Linked DNA regions of Homo sapiens: region 1 is linked to region 2. A link is an interaction called in ENCODE POLR2A ChIA-PET data of the cell type or tissue named here. Cell type or tissue: PC-9. All regions are shown on one strand. Each heading gives the region's core, and the rest is flanking DNA. Links, peaks and the distances in the headings are about the cores only.

The links. ChIA-PET counts read pairs that join two places held together with the same protein. Peaks named below come from ENCODE experiments on the same cell type or tissue, not always from the same donor. Only the 100,000 strongest peaks of a DNase experiment are listed, where the experiment ranks them.
Region 1: POLR2A ChIA-PET joins it to region 2 with 5 read pairs; 1 of 35 experiments calls an interaction of 5 or more read pairs at or near these places.

The regions. Positions count from the first base shown.
Region 1 is chr18:3,252,679-3,260,225 of GRCh38, reverse strand. MYL12A (myosin light chain 12A) reads right to left here. Exons shown (of 4, transcript NM_006471.4): 2 at 6,798-6,993; 3 at 6,176-6,337; 4 at 3,990-4,480. The coding sequence starts at 6,978. The coding sequence ends at 4,308. It overlaps MYL12-AS1 (MYL12A and MYL12B antisense RNA 1), which reads left to right. Exons shown (of 4, transcript NR_130145.1): 3 at 3,904-3,984; 4 at 4,388-4,790. Among named protein-coding and RNA genes, the nearest start is that of MYL12B, 5.7 kb to the left of the region's middle. In PC-9, for the core only: no CTCF peak of the experiment used is centred there; a DNase peak (open chromatin) is centred at 3,355; H3K27ac peaks cover 1,949 bases.
Region 2 is chr18:3,405,291-3,412,837 of GRCh38, reverse strand. It overlaps the pseudogene RPL21P127 and a transcript of TGIF1 not described here. Among named protein-coding and RNA genes, the nearest start is that of TGIF1, 41 kb to the left of the region's middle. In PC-9, for the core only: no CTCF peak of the experiment used is centred there; DNase peaks (open chromatin) are centred at 1,387 and 3,527; H3K4me3 peaks cover 270 bases; H3K27ac peaks cover 3,384 bases.

The DNA of each region.
Region 1 (7,547 bases), core at 810-5,809, 150 kb after region 2:
CTGGGATTACAGGCGTGAGCCACCGCGCCTGGCTAGTATTAGACACATTTTAAGTGCTCAATAGCCACATGTGGTTAGTGTCCTTATTGTATGGCACAGAGAGCATTTCCTTAATTACAGAAGCTTCTATTTGACAGCACTATTCTGAAGAAATAATTCTAAGGTATATTGTTCTCTCTAGATGCAAAAGAAAAGCCTATAATAGGCTTTGTTTAATCATGAATAAAAATTTATTCACTAATAAAAATAGCTGGATAGCTAAATATCTATCATTGGGAAATTGTTAATTATAGCATGCCCACATCAAAGATAACTGAAGTTAAGAATGGTTGAAAAAGAAATATACTCAAAACAATGGTGGCTATGCCAAAACATGAGATATAATTTAAGTAGTAAACGAAAAAACAAGTTGTAAACTCATTACAACTCTAAAATGTGTGTGGATAAATACTGGAGAAAAGTCACATTTCCTGCTATTTGAGCAGACACAGAGAAATCTAGACTAAAAAGATATAGGGACTTGGAAGATGGAAGAGCAAGTGGAAATGACTCGAATAAGCAGCAATGGGAAAACTGGGCATTTCTTCAATGTGGGATTAGCTACTACAATCCCTTTATGGACAGAAAAAATAAACTGTACCCGTGAAGAGGACCTAATTCGACACACACAAGTCTGGCATATTGGACCTGCTCAGGAAATCGAAAGTGAACTATTTCAGAATCCACTAGTACCAAACTGACAGGCATTTGTATGCATAGTCTTATAAAATCTTCCTAACAACCTGTTAATGAAATTCTACCTTGAAATCCATCCACTTTTCTAAGGGCAATCCTACGTGGTCTAGGTTCTGTCACATCCTAGCTCTTAGACATGATCCATTTTGTTTCACTAATTGTTCCCCCCTAGTTTGTTGTCTTCTACTCTGCCTATAAACAGGCTTGAATTTGAAGATATGCCCTTTGCCCCTTCTCACTGGCCCACTCGTAAACAAAATAACTACTATTTGGAGACCTAATGTGTCCCAGACCATTTGTCTTTCATGCTTCTAATTTTCAGAAGAAACTTGGATGGTATTGGCCATTTTACAGATGAGGAAACTGGCAATTAAGAACACAAAGTCAAATAGGCAGGTGCAATTCACTTAAGTATGGCTCCAAATCCGTGCTGCTCTTAATCACACAAATGCTGCTTTATATATTATGTTCCTAATATGAACCAACAGTATTATTTCCGTTTTATAAATGAATAAATAGGCCAAGGAAGTTTAAATAACTGACTTAAGGTTATAGAGCCATGACGTAGCAACAAACGGGAATTAAGTGTAGGTCTGCCTGACCCCACACCTAGGCATTATTCACTATCCTGTGCTGCATTATGGATTCTGCACTCAGAACTCTAATAACTCTAGCAAACATGACTAACGACTTGTCACATCTGGGAGGGTCTCATTTAAACCTTCCCATACTCCACTTTTCTGTGTTGGACACTGCCAACCTCCTTACTCTTGAAATTAACTAGGTTTCCGTAAGACTGTTTTTGTGGCTCTATTTACCTCTCCAAACTCTGATCATTTTTTATCTGATCCTCAAGTCTAGGTGTTAAGCCTCTTGCTGTCCTTCCTCTTTTCACTTTGTAGCAAATGGTTTCCTTTCCTTCTCAATTTGCTGTTACTTGTCTCTTATGCTCAGGCCTTCCTCCTTTCTTTCCCAGGAGCATTCAATTCCTGCTCTCATCAAGTTATAGATTCTTTCATCAAGTAAAATTTGGGGCCTGGAATCAAAATGACCATATCATCATATGCAGGTGGATAAGGATGCCACCCCCATTAGGCTGGTTTTGTCCGATTTTTGTTTTCTTTTTCAAGACAGGGTCTCGCTGTCACCCCAGGCTGGAGTACAGTGGCACAGTCAGCTCACTCCAGCCTCAAACTCCTGGGCTCAAGCAATCCTTCCACCTTAGCTTCCAGAGTAGCTGGGACTATAGGCACCCACCACCATGTCCGGCTAATTTTTAATTTTTATGTAGAGATGGGGTTTTGCTTTGTTGCCCAGGCTGATGTCAATCTTCTGGCTTCAAGCAGTCTTCCTACTTCGACCTTCCAAAGTGCTGGGATTACAGATGTGCGCCAACGTGCCTAGCCAGATCTTTTGAAATGGTTTAAGTATGACTTTCATCATGGAAACTTTTGAGACTGATTTTTCAGTCAAACACACCATTGAAATGGATGCTTTTACCTTTCTGTTGGCAATCACTCTTGTTTAAGCAAAGAATGCTATTACTAAATTAGGAGAATTATTTCATTCAGGGTACATCATTGTTCTTAATGCAAGTTGGTTCATTAAGCACTTATCTGAAAGGGAAACAGGGGCCCTGCAAGAGATCCTTTTAGTAGTACCTTGTTTTTCATATAGTGCAAACAATGCTATCTGTTCTTCACTAGAGATGTAACAAAGCATATGATAATTTTTTCTCTTGACATGGAAATTCAATTCAAAAAACAAGATTTTAGCACCATGGCCATAGCCTGGAAAAAGTATTTTGGCTTAACCAGTGAATAAAATTCAGAAACAAAAGACAAAGAATGAAGGCAGGTTCTAAGATTCTAATGCTGAAGAGGTCAAGGACTAGCTTTGACTAGTCCTTCTATTCCTATAGCACTGGCCTTCCCACGTTACAGGATCTAGCTGATCTATCTTATTGGCTGCAAAGGCCTGCTGCCCAGAAGGCTTTTAGTAATTGTTTACTGAATGAGGTAATGGTTTTGTCCAAGGAGAGTCATGTTAATCGTAGCATAAAACTTAAAGTTATTATAGTAATTGTCAATTACTCATCTTCATAGGCTAATTGTCAAATCTTTTCAACCAAATTTTTCTCCATTTCAAATCTTTTAAAACTCATGCTCTTTGAGAGTCAGAGTTTTGGGCTGGGCATGGTTGCTCACACCTGTAATCCCAGCACTTTAGGAGGCAGAGGTGGGAAGATCACTTGAGTACAGGAGTTTTAGACCAGCCTAGGCAACATAATGAGACCTTGTCTCTACAACAAATTAAGAAATTAGCCAGGCATGGTGGTGCCTGCCTGTAGTCCCAACTACTCAGGTGGCTGTGGATCACTTGAGCCCAGGAGGTCAAGGCTGCAGTGAGCTGTGATCGTGCCATTGCACTCCAGCCTGGGTGATAGAGCGAGAGACCCTGTCTGGAAAAAAAAGAGAATCTTGAAGCCCTTTGAGAGTCAGATTTTTAAAGCTGAAAAAGAACGAAACTGTCTGCCACTCCCTGATTAACTGTGAAACAGTTCTGCATTTCTGCAAATAGTAGAAGTTATTTTTAGGACTGAAATAATGACCTCACTTTCCCAGGCATGCAGGTTCAGCTGTTTTGATTGTGGGAAGGTCAGGAATGTCCAAAACTCAAACATGGACTCATGGTGAATCTCTGCATAAACAAATATCTTTCAATACACATTGCTGTGTTAAAGAAAAACTACATATAATAAAAAAAATACTGCATTATATTTCCAGCACTTTAAAACATAACATAAAAATCTCTCTTTGGTAGCATTCCACAGAACCTTTAAGCCAAAATGGTTTTTAAAAATATGACAAATTGAAATTATACTCAGTAACCTGGTCTAATTTTAAATGACCAGAAATTACAAAAGTTTAAATAAAGTGGAAATGTTGGCAGGTATGTCAACTTAAGGACTTAAAGCTATGGAAACTATCATATATGCAAATTCTACAGGAAATTATTTTAAAAATTGGAAGACAAAGTGCAGAAAACCTGATTAGGGCAGTTAAAATTGGATATCCTTGGGAGGAGGAGGAGGAATGGATAGTAGAGGAGATAGGATTGTTAGGAAAACTGGAGGAAGAGAAAGCTAACAACCATATCATTTTCTAGGATTTCCCTCATCTACCTTTCTTTGGGAGATACGACTGAAACCAACAAAAGCCAAGTTTGGTAAATAAGAAGTTTAAACAAGTAAGTATTTTATCATAAAGTTTAATTATGATTCAGAAAAAATCGAGCGAATAACTTTCTCTGAAAAAATATATTGACTCTGTATAGACCACAGTTATTGGGGGAGAAGGGCTGGTAGGTTAAATTATCCTATTTTTTATTCTGAAAATGATATTAATAGAAAGTCCCGTTTCCAGTCTGATTATAAAGATACATATGCCCAAAATGGCTGAGAATAAATACAACAGGAAATGCAAAAGCTGTAAAGCTAAGGGCATGCAAGAGAAAATCTCAGAATACCCAAAGTGGCAACAAGGAACGTTTGGCTGGAATTTGAAGTTATTTCAGTCATCTTTGTCTTTGGCTCCATGTTTCAGGATGCGTGTGAACTCGATGTAATTGAAATTCCCCTTTTTATCAATAGGTGCTTCTCTGTACAGCTCATCCACTTCCTCATCTGTAAACCGATCCCCCATGGTTGTCAGCAGCTCTCTCAAGTAATCTTCCTGTATGGTGCCTGGAGAATAAAGAACAAGGGATCAGAATACATACTATTCTGAGGGTTAATTACAAAGAATATCTATACTTGACTAAGCATGTTCTGTATGTTACAAACTATAAACATGCAAATATATGAACTACAGGGTGTCCACCTACTTAAAACAGCCTCAGCAGAGAAGTGCCTAGAAAAATGCCTAGCTGCTTAGCAGCACTGCTCCGCTCTATCATTTGCTCTATCATTCTGCCTCCACATTCAGCTTCTGATCTCTTGATAAGAGAGACTAAACCTATGCCTAAACAAAGTAATAAAAAGTATGGTTAAAGAATCTAAGCCTTACGGTTCCTTCAAGTGGCATGAATGGTCACATCTTATTCTACAAACAAGTAACATTTACCTGCCAGGCTAAAATCAACACTACATCATACACATCAATAAAGTGGTACAGTGGAAAGAATACCGGAAGCTTGAGGCCCAGTTTTAAGAAGCTATTTTATTTCAGGCATTTCACTTCATCCCTGACTTTGGTTTTCTCAGATGTAAAATGAGATTTTTACTGTTTACAAATCCAATTATTGTAATAAATATGGCCAGTCCCAGCACATGCAAAAACATGGAATAAATATTTGAGCACTAACTATGTGGCAGGCACTGTGCTGGGCAGTGGGGATGTGCAGTGGTAAGCTGAAAGGTGTGTGCTCTTTACTTTGGGAATTTGATACCAGGGTTCTCATAAAACCTGCCTGCCTACAAGAATCTGATGTCACCCGATTTATTTTCTGGTATTGGTATTTTTAAGATTTCCCAAATAACTGGCATGCACATGTGGGGAGCCTTGAAAGCCACAGACCATGCTTCCATCAGCAGGCCCTGGCAACCACCCAGTATTTAAACTCGTCCCACTAATGGAGGCAACCAAAGATTGTGCCTTCCTTCACTAAACACACTTGGCTACGCCATGTTGAGCTGGGAATCACGGAAAATATTCCCTCATTATGTTTTCTCTTACATACACTTCTGCCAAAGGATCAGGCCCCTATATAGATAACATTTTGTTTTTTTGAGAGTTAACTCTGTGCCACACAGTATGCTAAGTACTTCATGTACATCTCACTTCTTCACTTAATTCTCACAACAACCCTATGAGGTAGGTAATACTGCTCATTTTACAAATAAGAAAACAGAGGCTTAGAGAAAGTTAAGCAACTTGCCCCAAATTATACAGCTATTATGTGGAAGAGGAATTTGAAGCCAGATAGTCTAATTCCAGACCCTAAGTTCTACTGGGTGTATTTTAAAATAAAGGTTAGATGTCAGATTTAAACAATTTGAGAGCTGACAGATACCTGGTAAACATATACAGGATTGTAGTGGTGCATGGCCTATAACAATTTATACTTCATCAAGATTATTCTGGTAAAAGTTTTTTATTCAATACATATTTTCTGAGAGCCTAACCCTTGTGGAGTTAACATGGTAGGAAAGGGGTAATATAAGCTTCCCAATGAGGTTTCAAATACAACCTATTCATTGTAAACTACTACTTAGGGCAGAAGCAGCAAAGTGAGTGACAAACATGCCAAGAGAACTCTGTCTAAAAAAATAGGTGTAGTACAAACCTGAGAGCGTTATCATATTTTAAGTTACTGTATATTTTAGTTACCATAACTAAAAATTAAATCACTTTATAATTAAAGGTTACCTCTCACTTACCAGTTGCTTCTTCATCAAAGCAAGCAAAGGCATTTCTGATGACATCTTCAGGATCTGTGCCATTTAACTTCTCACCAAACATGGTGAGGAACATGGTGAAATTGATGGGGCCTGGAGCCTCATTCATCATGGCATCTAGATACTCATCAGTTGGATTCTTCCCTAAATTTTTAAAAGGGGTCATAATTTTAATTACATTACAATACATATCAACTATTAATGACAGTAAACATTTTGGTAACAAAGATTATCATTCATACAGTTTACTGTTTGCACTCATGAGAGTGAAACTATTTGGGGGGAAAGTTTTCTTAATGAATAGGGCCTATTAAAGAGTCTGGAAAGTATATGATAGTCCATTGGAATGTCAGAAGGAATAATACTGCTTCCATAATCAAGATCAGTGTTTTTATACACACACACACACACACGAACCCCAACCCAATCCTAAGACAGGGTCACGAATCTGCTGGTGATCCGGTGGGAAACACTGTTCCACACTTTACTCAAACCTTAGTAGACTCATTAGACAGGCTTTACAGAGCTTTAAGACTCATGAAATCAAGATGAAAGGCACCATGGAAATTCTATCCAATAGATTAATATTTAAACTGAGCATTACCCAATGAAGCAAGCATATCATGCAAATCTTCCTTGTCGATGAAACCATCTCTGTTCTGATCAATCATGTTGAAGGCCTCTTTGAACTCCTGAATCTGTGACTGGTCAAACATAGCAAACACATTGGATGTTGCACGCTGAGGGCGCTTCTTGGTCTTGGTCTTTGTTCTTTTGCTCGACATGGTGGTGGTTAAGTCCTAATTAGGAAAGGAAATACAATAAAAACCAAATCAACATCTAAGATTACTTAAGTTTGAATCAAAACAATGATTAACAAAAGTACACAGAACCAACTTTCCTGATATGTTTGAGCTACTCAGAAATGTGTCTTTAGAAGACACATCTCAACAAGATTACATATGTCCTGTACTGCTATATAACTAACAACAGCTGATAACCAAATCTGCTGATTTGATAACAATAAAAAACCAAGAAGCAAAAAAAATTAGGTACTTAGGAAACTCCCAAGTTCTATACTTCAGCAGTATAGGGGTGCTGAGGGATACTAATTCATCTTCAGTAGGTCCCTGCTTTGCAGCCTTAGCCTAAACTGGCTATTCCATAGTACGGTGGACAGAAAGGTGAAGAATAGTAAGAATGACTAACTGATGGAACAGGTCTTCATCTCCTAATCTCTATTGACAAATATTGTTAAAGCTTTCACTTTCAACTAACATTTTTTATTGTACCCTCACCACTAGGCAAAAGTAGTTCAAAAAAACTATTTGTTGAAAGGCTAATAGTAAAGTAT
Region 2 (7,547 bases), core at 1,373-6,372:
GGTCTCCCTGTGTTGCCCTGGCTAGGTAAGTCTGTTTTATCATCAGCTCTAACGAGAAGGGGAAAAACCGACTCAGGCTAGGAAACTTGACAAGGGCAAAGAATGAGTCAACGGCAAAGGCCGGAATGCAGTCATGCCACTCGATATAAGGAACCACAGCCTGTGCCAGGTCCTGGGGGCCCACTTAATCTTAAATGCAGTCTTTCACTTCATACAACACACAGGAGATAGGATGCAGCAAGTTAGAAAAATTACTCATACCACCTCCCAGATGTGCAAAGAATTTAGAGTGCATTTTCCCTATGCGTGCTCGTTTAGAAGCGCACCTGCTCCTCTTCACCTCCCAGGTAGCAGGGGAAAGGCTAGATTTAATCTTGTTACAATATTTCCATTTCTTCTCATTGATACAGGCTTGTTTCAGTGTAAACATGTGGTCCATTTGAAGTTCAGCTTCCCACTAGTGCTAATGAAAATAATGAAAATCTTTACCTGGTTGAGTAAATGTTTTCAGGTAAAATACTCTATCTCTCAAATTTAGTCTCCTCTTCCTCTTCCTTGACCTGGTAGAAGGGGCAGGACTTACCTGGGTTTCTCGATGAGGAGCTCCTGCGGTAAGGAGGGAGCCCCGCGCAGCACCGAGCATGCGCAGGCCTCGGGATCGCGGCGGGGCCGGAACCGCGGCGGGGCTGGAACCGCAGGCTCGAGTCTCTGGCTCCCTGCGGCCCTCGGCGAAGGCTGGGCTCTTCCGTCAGGCCTGGCCTTTGCCCCGCTGAGGCAAATCACTGTTGTCCTGGAGGTGTCTTTCCCCCTTGTAACAGATGTGTTTTTGAAAGATTCCCGACCAGGCTTCCTTAAGATAAGCTGGTCTGTGTTTCCTGAACCCTTCCCACCCCGAGATGCGGGCGGGAGTCACTCCCGGAAGGAGGAGCGTAGGACAGATGCTCTTCCAGGCTGGAAGAGGGCAGGCAACTCCCGCCCCTGCTGCTGGGGTCACTGCAGGTAGCCAAAAAGAGCGGGGGAACGGGATGGATGGTCAGATGTTCCCAATGTCTGTTTTTGGGCTGAGATGAGGTCATGCAGCGTGGCTGGGGCGGAGTAGGATGGTCTTGGTCCCCAGCAAGTGTCACCAGGCTCAGAAGCTCCTGCAGGTCTTTTGGATGGAGGAAGACACAGAGGTGGCTGACTTGAGGACCAGGGGCCTTTTGGGTCCCCAGAGGGCAAGAGCGAGAGGGCTTGACAGCAGGAGCTTGTGTGGCTCCAACGGGGGAGAGTTTTGGTGGGGGTTGTGGCATAGGCTCAGAGGGAGTGACTTTACTGAAGACAGCCCACTGGGCACTGACCAAGCCACGAATGATCCCAGCAGCAAATTTCACCCCCCAACAGCAGCAGAGCAAACAGTAATCAGGCAGGCATGGGGCATTGCCTCTGAGACCAGAGGAGGCCTGAGACAACATACCACTCAGGAACCCTTTTATCCTACAGGCATCACAAGGATATAGTAAGTCCTGCCCTTTCTACCAGGTCAAGGAAGAGGAAGAGGAGACTAAATTTGAGAGATAGAGTATTTTACCTGAAAACATTTACTCAACCAGGTAAAGATTTTCATTAGCACTAGTGGGAAGTTGAACTTCAAATGGACCAAATGTTTACACTGAAACAAGCCTGTATCAATGAGAAGAAATGGAAATATTGTAACAAGATTAAATCTAGCCTTTCCCCTGCTACCTGGGAGGTGAAGAGGAGCAGATGTGCTTCTAAATGAGCACGCATAGGGAAAATGCACTCTAAATTCTTTGCACATCTGGGAGGTGGTATGAGTAATTTTTCTAACTTGCTGCATCCTATCTCCTGTGTGTTGTATGAAGTGAAAGACTGCATTTAAGATTAAGTGGGCTGGCCAGGCACGGAGGCTCACACCTGTAATCCCAGCAATTTGGGAGGCCGAGGTGGGCAGATCACTTGAGGTCAGGAGTTCCAGACCAGACTGGCCAACATGGCAAAACCCCATCTCTACTAAAAATACAGAAAAAAAACAAAATTAGCTGGGCATGGTGGCGGACACCTGTAATCCCAGCTACTCAGGAGGCTGACACATGAGAGTTGCTTGAACCTAGGAGGTGGAGGTTGCAGGGAGCCGAGATCGTGCCACTGCACTCCAGCCTGGGCAACAGAGTGAGCCTCTGTCTCAAAAAAAAAAAAAAAAAAAAAATGAGCTACTCTGATTCAAGTGAGGTAAGATCCAGGGTCCGGACCAATCCCTGGGACATTTCAATGAAAGTATCTTTGTAGCACACCAAAGCGCCACCGGAAATGATCTGAAAGCTATTACCTTACATGTCACTCCACTCCCAAACCACTTCAACCTCCCCCATTTCCACCCATAATTACTTGGTGTTGAAAGCAGAGAGTCTGACATCAGCTTTTGGGTACAGAGTAAATCACAAACAGGACAGTATGGTAGGAGGAAACATACCAGCTAAATGTAAAGACATAGACATGGTTTAACTGATCTTCTTACAACATACTAACTACTATTACTGTTTGAACAAGTGCTTTGGGGCCAATGATTGTTGAAATATTATGACTTTCCATGTTGTGAACATTCAGCCTCCTGGTCAGAACTGAGAGGCTAATGAGGAGGATTCTCCAGGTGAAAACATCCATTACCCATTAAGGCTGTGTGTTGGACATCTGAACGAGAGAGCAGGGTGGTCGAGAGGAAATTCTACAAGAGGTGACAGCAGCAAGCCTGCCAACAGACTGCTCTGAGCGGTTCCCATTCACCCGGTACAGCTGTCTAAAGGATTATGCCAATGAGGAGAGGGCCTTTTGTCAGAGACCCTGTCCCATCCGACCATTTGTAAAGCTGCCTCATGAGACAGGGCTGGCGGAGGCTCTGCAAACATTCTGGTGACCCCCTCCTGGACAAAGCAGACCTTCACAAAGAGACTCTCAGAGCGGGAGGACTCTGTCCCACCTTGTGTATAGCCCCTCTGAAAGCATAATTTTTCAATGGTTCATTATAAGCATATATGCCCTAGGTTAAAAAAAAATTAAATAGTACAGAAGGATTTATAATGAAAATCAATAGCTCTCCTCTCACAGTCCCCATCCCAAAGGGAAAATTCTTTTTAACTAGTTGAATCGTCTCTGTTTTTATTCTTATGGTGATTGCCTCATATCCTTAAACAATATGCTAACGCAGGTATTATTTTGCTTTGGTTTTGGTTTTTGTGAGACAGGGTCTTGCTCTATCACCCAGGCTGGAGTGAAGTGGCACCATCTTGGCTCACTGCAGCCTCGGCCTCCCTGGCTCAAACAATCTTCCCACCTCAGCCTCCTGAGTAGCTGGGACTACAGCTGCATGCCTCCATGCCCGGCTAATTTTTGTATTTTTTTGTAGAGATCAGGTTTCATCATGTTGCCCAGGCTGGTCTCAAACTCCTGAGCTCGAGTGATCCACCTGCTTTGGCCTCCCAGAATGCTGGGATTACAGGCATGAGTCACCGTGCCTGGCAGTTGTTTCTTGATACAGTATTTTATAGCTTTGTTTGTTTTGTTTTGTTTTTAGAGACAGGATCTTATTCTGTCACGCAGGCTAGAGTGCACAATCAGAGCTCACTGTGACTTTGAGATTCTTGAGCTCAATCCATCTTCCCACCTAAGCCTGATGAGAGGTTACAAGCGTCCATCATCACGCCTGGTTAATTTAAAAAATAATAATAATTTTTTTGGCTGGGCCCGGTGGCTCACGCCTGTAATCCCAGCACTTTGGGAGGCTGAGGTGGGCGGATAACCTGAGGTCAGGAGTTCGAGACCAACTTGGCCAACATGGTGAAACCCCATCTCTACTGAAAAAAATACAAAAAAATTAGCCAGGCCTGGTGACGCATGCCTGTAATCCCAGCTACCTGGGAGGCTGAGGCAGTAGAATTGCTTGAACCCGGGAGGGGGAGGTTGCCGTGAGCTGATACTGTGCCACTACACTCCAGCCTGGGCGACAGAGTAAGACTCCATCTCAAAATAATTAATTCATTAATTTTTTTTTTGGTAGAAATGGTGGTCTCATTATGTTGCCTCCAGGCCTCAAACCTCCCACAGCCTTGGGATTAGAGGCATGCACCACCTTGTTTGGCCTTAATATAGTATTTTCGGGAACTATCTATTGACTTTCTTTTTATGCAAAATGAAGATTTAATGCACATTTACCCAGCCCCTTCTAATAATAGAATTATGTTCTTATTTTGAATTCCTCTTTCCTTGCATTTATGATTTTAAATTAGCACCTTCATTTCTCATGATGTCGCCTATTGACTTTATCTCTTCCCATTTTCTTACATCTCTTCTCTTTTTAAGTTTCTTTTTTCTTTTCTTTTATTTATTTATTTTGAGACAGGGTCTCACTTTGTTTCAAACAAAACAAACAAAACAAAAAACAGGTTGCTGGGATCCATTCACAGACATTCCAATTCAGTAGGTCTGGGGCAAGACCCAAGAATGTACATTTCCAACAAGTTCCTGGGTGATGCTGGTGCTCTCAGTATGGTAATCATACTTTGAGAACCATTGGTCTAAGGGAAGCATGGCCACTGCAGTAATCGGGATATTGCTTTGGCTACTTTAGGAAGTTTCTGGGTTTTTTTGTTGTTTTGTTTTGTTTCGTTTTGTTTTTTGAGACAGAGTTTCACTCTGTTGCCTAGGTTGGAGTGCAGTGGCGCAATCTTGGCTCACTGCAACCTCCGCCTCCTGGATTCAAGCAATTCTCATGCCTCAGCCTCCCAAGTAGCTGGGATTACAGGTGCCTGCCACCATACCTGGCTAATTTTTGTATTTTTAGTAGAGACAGGATTTCACCATGTTGGCCAGGCTGGTCTCGAACTCCCGACCTCAGGTGATCCACCCGCCTTGGCCTCCCAAATTGATGGGATTACAGACATAAGCCACAGCACCCGCCACTACTTTATTTATTTATTTGTTTATTTATGAGACAGAGTCTCACTGTGTCACCTAAGATGGAGTGCAATGGCACAATCTTGGCTCACTGCAACCTTTATCTCTCAGGTTCAAGCGATTCTCATGTCTCAGCTTCTTGAGAGCTGGGATTACAGGCGCCTGTCACCACACCTGGCTAATTTTTGTATTTTTAGTAGAGATGGGGTTTCACCATGTTGACCAGGCTGGTCTCAAACTCCTGACCTCAAGTGATCTGCCTGCTTCAGCCTCCCAAAGTGCTGAGATTACAGGCATGAGCCCACGCCTGGCCCCTGCCACTACTTTAATAGTCACCAAAATAAATAGAGTGGACCTCTCTGTCAGATAGAATTCCTAGCTAGCCTACAGTGTAAGAGGATAGAGAGGCTGAGCATCAAGAAAATGTCCTGGGTCCCCAGGCTCCTTCTACCCATGGCTCTGTCATCTCCTTGGGAGCTGCCCTCATCTTCATGTTTGAAGCTGACCTACTACCACCAAATCTTCATATTAGCCAGAATGGAGGAATTGAGCCAGTGGAGAGCACACAACTTCTTTTAAAGAAAAATTTACAAATTGCCCACATCATTTCCACTCATATCCTATTGGCCAGAACGTAGTAACATGACCACACCTAGGTGCAAGGGAGGATGGGAAAAGTTGCTTCTAGCTTGGTGATTACGTGTGGAGATACAATTCAGAGAAGTTCTATCATAGAAAGGAAGGAGGGGGAGATGGATATTGAGGGGCAATTAACAATCCCTGCTGCAGTGGTTCCATTTTCTTTTCCAGTAGTTGTTCAGATGTGCACAGGATACAATTTTAGCCAATGAGATGGGAGAAAATGCCTACTAGGGGCTTCTGGAAAGTTTTCCTTTCTCTAAGGGAGATAGAGTATTTTTCTTGGGATTCTGCCATGTTGGATATGAACCCTAAAAGAGCATGTACATCTTGTCACCGTGAGGGGAGCCTGCCTTTGGATGAGTGAAGATGGCAGAAAGAAAGATGTAGCCTTTTGGCCGGAATCGCCATCTTCCAGTAATTTGTCAAAATGACAAACACAAAAGGAAAGAGGAGAGGCACCCGATATATGTTCTCTGGGCCTTTTAGAAAACATGGAGTTGTTCCTTTGGCCACGTATATGCAAATCTATAAGAAAGGTGACATTGTAGACATCAAGGGAATGGGTACTGTCCAAAAAGGAATGCCCCACAAGTGTTACCTTGGCAAAACTGGAAGAGTCTACAATGTTCCCCAGCATGCTGTTGGCATTGCATAAACAAACAAGGGCAAGATTCTTGCCAAAAGAATTAATGTGCGTATTGAGCATATTAAGCACTCTAAGAGCTGAGATAGCTTCCTGAGACGCGTGAAGGAAAATGGTCAGAAAAATAAAGAAGCCAAAGAGAAAGGCACCTGGGTTCAACTGAAGCCCCAGCCTGCTCCACCCAGAGAAGCACACTGTGTGAGAACCAATGGGAAGCAGCCTGAGCTGCTGGAACCTATTCCCCATGAATTCATGGCATCATAGGTGTTAAAAAGATAAAAGATCTCTGGACTGTCAAAAGAAAAAGAAAAAGAAAAAACAAAAGAGAAATGTAAAGAACCTATGCACTTGAAGAATCAGATACTGAATTAACCAGTCAACTGAAGCTTCCCTGCCTATGAAGCTCTTGTTATGTCAGATAGTAAATGTCTTATTTTTAAGCGTTTTGGGTTTGGTTTTCCTGCTGCTTGCAGTCAAATTATCCTAATAAGGTGGCTTTCTACTTGTTCTCCTATCTTTCTTTTTATTTGTGTATTGTTGGTATCTTTCTATTATTACAAAATCTCAAAGTTAGTGTAAGATTTTGAAAAATACTCAACTCTCTTTTTTCCTCAAGATAACTTCCTCCTAAGGCCTTTGTTGCTTGCTGCCTTGATCTGCTACACAGCTATCACCCAGGGACTTCCCTTAATTACTTACCTCATTTGAAACCACTGTTTCCTGGATCCTCGTGTCTTTTCCTTGCTTTACTCTTTTGTATTGTTGAGGCACATTGCCAATTAATTTGCAAAGAAAAGATAATGCGGGAAGTGAATTTTCTGAGCCCGTGCACATTGGGTCCTGCAGGCAGATTGGCTTCCTTCACAGATATGGTCTCTCCATGCATCCTTCTGGCTGAAATTCCCTTTATAGAGGAAGCAAAATTTTTATCTCTACCCTTTTAGGGTTTTTTGGCTGAGCCTGATACTTAAATTGACATAAGCTATAGCAGTGGAAGAAAAGCATGCACATTTATTTAATGCAAGTTTTACATGGCATGGGAGCCTTCAAAAAGGAATGGAGACTCAAGGAGGCAGTTAGAGATAAACACAGAGATACTGAAGTAGACAACGCAAAGTAAATTGTGAAAATGTGACAAGGCAAAGGAGCTTGAGCTAGGGTGGTTCATTGGACAGAGAAGTGGCTGGGAGGATAAGGATTAGTCTAACATGGTTTGTTGGTACAGATTTTCCTTGGCCTCAACTTCTTGTCCTTGATGATGATAAGAGTGATATTTTCCTTCCGGTACAGGGAGAACATTTGTCACACAGGA